Regions from separate parts of the Homo sapiens genome. Here region 2 is linked to region 1. A link is a loop called in an ENCODE intact Hi-C map of the cell type or tissue named here. Cell type or tissue: heart right ventricle. All regions are shown on one strand. Links, peaks and the distances in the headings refer to the core of each region. The heading gives the core; the rest is flanking DNA.

Region 1 (2,920 bases), core at 164-2,663:
GTCCATGAAATCTTCACAATTTATATTCCTCTGCCACAGCTCCAGCTGGTCCCTCTGTTCAGGGTCCCTGACTTCCCGCAACAAAAAAGAGAAGATTGGGATAAATATTTTAGCTTTTCTATGTATAAAGAATCTTGAGACGGATACTCAGGAAGCCAGTCACAATGGCTCCCTCTTTGGTGTAGTGACAGGAACTGAAGGGATGCAGGATCTCTCACTATCTTTTTTATATTTTTTGTTTTTTATTTATTTATTTTTTGAGACAGAGTCTCGTTCTGTTGCCTAGGCTGGAGTGCAGGGGTGCCATCTCAGCTCACTGCAAGCTCCGCCTCCCAGGTTCACCCCATTCTTTTGCCTTAGCCTCCCGAGTAGGTGAGACTACAGGCGCCTGTCACCACACCCGGCTAATTTTTCATATTTTCAGTAGAGACGGGTTTTCACCATGTTAACCGGGATGGTCTCGATCTCCTGAGCTCGTGATCCGCCCACCTTGGCCTCTCGAAGTGCTGGGATTACAGGCGTGAGGCACCGTGTCCAGCTGACCTTTTTTATATAAGTAAAAAAATTTATTCAACCATGAGTATGTGTTACCCAATCAAAAAATCAGATTAGAAAATAGTAAAGTCCTTTCACTATTATATTAGGGAGTTTAAGTTAAGTATCTGTGCTTAGTCTACCATTTTTAACCAAAAGTTTTAAAAAGTGTGGATTAAATCATACAGAAGATAATCTCTGTAGTCATATATAATGTAGCAAGTATTTATGTTCATCTGTCTTGCATGTCATTTTCTAAATGTCATACAGATAATATACTCTGTACTTTTTATCTTGCAGGTATTAATCATGAAAACCCAAGTTATTTTGTCTTTTGAGAAAAGTTGTAATTTTATCCTCCTAAGGACAATTTTTGGTCTTTTGTATTTAAAAAAATGTAAAGAATATCATATTAAAGATTAATTACGTTCATTTATTGAGAGCAGAGTGGGAAAACAACATTTCTTTCTTATTAGTGGTCTAAAGCCTATTCAGTGCCTCACTAAAAGAAAGCTAAACCTAAGGACCATATGACATTTTATACTTTTGCTTTATGAAATTTATTGTTAGAAGTTGAGTTTAAGAAGGCTATATGGAGTAAGGAGATAACTTTTTTAAACATAGAATTTAATTTCTTTTTTCTAAGACTGTCTAAAGAATATCCTAGGGCAATTTGTATTATAGGTTTTTAGTAAAATTAAGCTTGATGCCTTAAAAAAATTAAACCATCAACTTGTCTTAAATAGCTTCCTGTTTTGTTTTGTTTGCAAAAAGGGTATGAATTCAGGCAGCTATAAAGAAAAGTTAACTTTTTTTCTTTCATTTTGATAGGTTTGAGAAATTTCTGTGGTTCATTAGCTCAGAGAACTATCTAATTATAGGTGGACGAGATCAGCAACAGAATGAAATAATTGTGAAAAGATACTTGACACCAGGTAGGTAAGATTAAAATTCGGAAAAATTTTCTCTTGAATGTTTGGATCAGTTATCTCAATATTAGGCATTGATTTTCTTGTTATACTCTTCTGTTTGATAGATTTAACTAGTAGAAAGATTTGATGCATGATGCTTCATGGTTTGTTGCATATGTGTTTTGATGCTTTTAGTTCTTAAGTGAATATTCCTAAAATGGTATTGCTGAGCTAATCTGCAGTGTTGGACTTTCAGTACATTACATTAACAGAATAACTTTCAGTCTTCAAAGTTATTGTAGGTCAAATTTTTAAAAGCTTACTGTAGTGGTGTTAAAGTTTGCAATCATTTTTCACACCTAGAAGTAGGACTTGGCCGGGCGTGGTGGCTCACGCCTGTAATCTCAGCCACTTTGGGAGGCTGAGGCAGGTGGATCACCTGAGGTCAGGAGTTCAAGAACAGCCTGGCCAACATGGTGAAACCCTGTCTCCACTAAAAATACCAAAAAAATTAGCTGGACGTGGTGGTGCACGCCTGTAATCCCAGCTACTTGGGAGGCTGAGGTGGGAGAATTGCCTGAACCTTGGGGGCAGAAGTTGCAGTGAGCTGAAATCGTGCCACTGCACTCCAGCCTGGGCGACAGAGCGAGACTCCATCTGAAAAAAAAAAAAGGAAAAAAGAATAATTAGGACTTAAAGTGTCATTTTTTATTTGTCTGTATTTAAGGAGACATTTATGTACATGCTGATCTTCATGGAGCTACTAGCTGTGTAATTAAGAATCCAACAGGTAATATATTTCTTTCTATTCAGAATTCCTGTTCCTTTCTTTAAAATATTTTTAGTGTGACTGTAAGACAAAAATTTAATAGAGGGCCAGATGTGGTGGCTCATGCCTGTAATCCCAGCACTTTGGGAAGCTGAAGTGTGAGGATTATTTGAGGCCAGGAGTTTGAGACCAGACTGGGCAAGAAAGTGAAACCTCATCTCTAGAAAAATTTTTTTAAAAAGCTGGGTGCAGTGGCATGCACCTGTAGTCCCAGCTACAGAAAGCTGAGGTGGGAGGATCAGCTTGGGTGACACACACACACACACACACACACACACACACACACCTAATAAAAAAAGATGTAATGATAAAAGGATCAGTCTTATCAAGAAGATGTAACAATTATAAACATATGTGCTGCTAATAACAGAGCCCTAGAATGCATAAAGCAAACCTGACAGAATTGAAGGGAGAGAGAGATAGTTCTACAATAATAGTTGAGGACTTTAATACCCAACTTTCAGTCATAGATAGAATAACTGGACACAGAATCAGCAAGGAAATGGAAGACTTGAACAACACTGTAAACTAAATCTAACAGACATCTCTAGAATACTCTACTTAATAGCAGCACCATACAGGTTGAGTATCCTATCTGAAATGCTTGGGACCAGAGTGTTTTTATATTTTGAAGTATTTGCATTAT
Region 2 (2,920 bases), core at 193-2,692, 920 kb before region 1:
AGCTGGGTGCAGTGGTGCACACCTGTAGTCCCAGCTATTTGGGAAGCTGAGGCAGGTGAATCGCTTGAACCTGGGAAGCGCAGGTTGCAGTGAGCTGAGACTGTGCCACTGCACTCCAGCCTGGGTGACAGAGTGAGACTCTGTCTCAAAAAAAAAAGGTACTCACGAAATCTTTAAAATTAAAAAGTTATATAAATCAGGTTTTATGTACTCTCAATTTTAAGCCTTTAAGTTTGCATTAAGACAGTATTTTTCCTGCTGCAGATCCATAGTAGAGGATAATGAAATCAATTTAATGGAAACCAGCATTTTTTATTAATATACTACAAAATATCAGAGTACATGGTCCATGGTAAGGATATTTCAGTGATATGTACTGTACATATGTGTGGGTGTGTGTACTGCGTTGTAAGATAAAACGTATTTCTTACAGTGGGTGGCATCCAAGTTTAAAAGCCAGCTGCCTTAAGGAATCTATTCTGTGTGAGGACAGGTGATTAAAACTAGATTACTTAAATGTAAGCAATACACTGAATTGTATTATTTGTTTGTCACTGAATTAACTTGGCTTTCTTCCAAGAGTTGAGATTTCTGACAAGCACAGATTTGTCAAAATAAAGTAGAACAACTCAAGTGTTTTTGTTTCTGTTTCAAGGGAATATTTTGTTTTTTTTAAACAGGTCAGTCAGATGAATTCCCTTGAACAAGAATTAGAAACAATTCATTTGGAAAATGAAGGCCTGAAAAAGAAACAAGTAAAACTGGATGAGCAGCTCATGGAGGTAAGTTTCTCAGCAGATGGCCTTAGCTATGAAGAATATGTTAATCCATGAATGAGGTATTTGTTGGGAGAGACTAGACATGGCATTGAATTCCCGTTGTGAAAATCTAAGTACACTGCCAAGTTGAATTCTTTGGTCCGCCTTACCAAGTTTAACAGACAACTTTGCTTCATTATACTGCCATAGGAAGCCATACTGCTTTTCAGAGTAAGTAATAATGATGACCTAAAATGCAAAGACCTGTACCTCTGCAAATTCAGGGGGCAGGGACTCTCTGATTAGCCAAGGGGCCCTGAGCACTCTTGCCATCACCATGTTTATACCAGTTCACTGATCCCTCCTATATTGCAGCATTTTATAGACATGATTGATCTCTAGCACCCTCTTCAGTTGGGAAATCCATGCGGGAAATTTGAGAGCATTAACATTTGGAAGTTTTAATTTCAAGTGCTGCTATTCTTCATTACTACATTTAGAACTCAGGACTGCCTTGTGAGAGGTACATCTGATCACTATGAAAATGTATTTGTGGCCGGACATGGTGGCTTATACCTGTAATCCCAGCATTTTGGGAGGCTGAGGCAGTCAAATGGCTTGAGTCCAGAAGTTCAAGACCAGCCTGGGCAACATGGCGAAACCCTGTCTCTACAAAAAAAAAAAAAAATACAAAAATTAGCCAGGTGTGGTGGCACGTACCTGTAGTCCCAGCTACTTGAGAGGCTGAGACAGGATTGTTTAAGCACAGGAGTTGGAGGTAGCAATGAGCTGAGATCACACCACTGCACTCCAGCTTGGGAGACAGTGAGAGACCCTGTCTCAAAAAGAAAGAAAAAGAAAAAAAATGGATTTGTAAAACTAGCTTGTCAGCTTGGACTTTGAGTTCCAGTCTTCTAGATTGCTTTCTGAATACCGAGTTTAATTATAGGATATAACAAACTTATGTGTACATCCTTCTTAAGGATTTCATTGATATACCTTGGGTAAATGAAATTAGTTAATCTAACATTTAGTGAACTATAAGACTTATGTAAGGCAGAGAAGAACCTGTAGAAATTGTCTTTTTGTGCTCTTAAAAAGTACTGTGTATACACATATTGTTAAGCCAGAATTATAAGAAGAAATGGGGCCGGGCGCAGTGGCTTACCCCTGTAATCCCAGCACTTTGGGAGGCTGAGGCAGGTGGATCACCTGAGGTCAGGAGTTCGAGACCAGCCTGGCCAACATAGTGAAACCCTGTCTCTACTAAAAATACAAAAAAATTAGCTGGGCGTGGTGGTGGGCACCTGTGATCCTAGCTACTTGGGAGGCTGAGGCAGGAGAACTGCTTGAACCTGGGAGGCGGAGGTTGCAGTGAGCCGAGATCACGTCATTGCACTCCAGCCTGGGCAACAATGCCGGACTCCATCTCAAAAAGAAAAAAAAAAAAAAATAAAGAAGAAAAAGAAGAAATGGAGCTATTTAAGTATTTTCTTTTATGAAGCTGGCCACATGCAAAGGTAGCTTTTAAAAACCAAGCACCAAGCATTGATTTTTAATGTGAAATATGGGCAAACGTATAGCACTAACATTAAATCACCAGTGAAGTTTGTCAATTTTGTGTTCTCTGATTTATCAACTAAAGGGGAAATTCATGAAAGTTTTAGTGAAGTCTAAACCATTTTTTCTTTTTTTAACAGCAATATAATGAATGCATTCAAAACTTTGAGCTGTGGGCTGTACTTAGATGTAGACATGCTTTTCTGATGAAATATAATTATATACTCTGAGGAATAAGATGTCTAAAACTAAGCCCATATGTCTAGTATCAAATTGAAAAGTAGCAGTGTGTACTTAGTCACTGTGAGAGCCTTTCCAGAGGCTCTGCCAAGAGACCAGTTCTTCTCCTGCCTGTTCCTGTTTTACCCAGCACCCATTAACATTATTAGCCATCGTAAGCAATTTCCCCTTGTTGTTTTCCCACCTAGTAGTAAATATTTGCTAACAGAGGAGGAAAATTGAGTGTTCTTGACACTGGAGCCGAACAGCTAAGGAAAAAGCATGGATTTTTCTATTTGAACACTGAAAAGAACATCTCATACCTATTTATTCTAATGAAACTTTCATTAGGAAATGGAACTGAATTATTGGCCAGGCACAGT

Evidence for each region. Peaks named below come from ENCODE experiments on the same cell type or tissue, not always from the same donor. Only the 100,000 strongest peaks of a DNase experiment are listed, where the experiment ranks them.
Region 2: a loop joins it to region 1, with 5 times the contacts of the local background. A loop is called at or near these places in 2 of 110 quality-filtered maps.

The regions. Positions count from the first base shown.
Region 1 is chr14:49,813,303-49,816,222 of GRCh38, reverse strand. It overlaps NEMF (nuclear export mediator factor), which reads left to right. Exons shown (of 33, transcript NM_004713.6): 17 at 1,366-1,469; 18 at 2,173-2,235. Among named protein-coding and RNA genes, the nearest start is that of NEMF, 38 kb to the left of the region's middle. In heart right ventricle, for the core only: no CTCF peak of the experiment used is centred there; no DNase peak of the experiment used is centred there.
Region 2 is chr14:50,733,378-50,736,297 of GRCh38, reverse strand. It overlaps NIN (ninein), which reads left to right. Exons shown (of 31, transcript NM_020921.4): 28 at 681-782. Among named protein-coding and RNA genes, the nearest start is that of SAV1, 67 kb to the right of the region's middle. In heart right ventricle, for the core only: no CTCF peak of the experiment used is centred there; no DNase peak of the experiment used is centred there.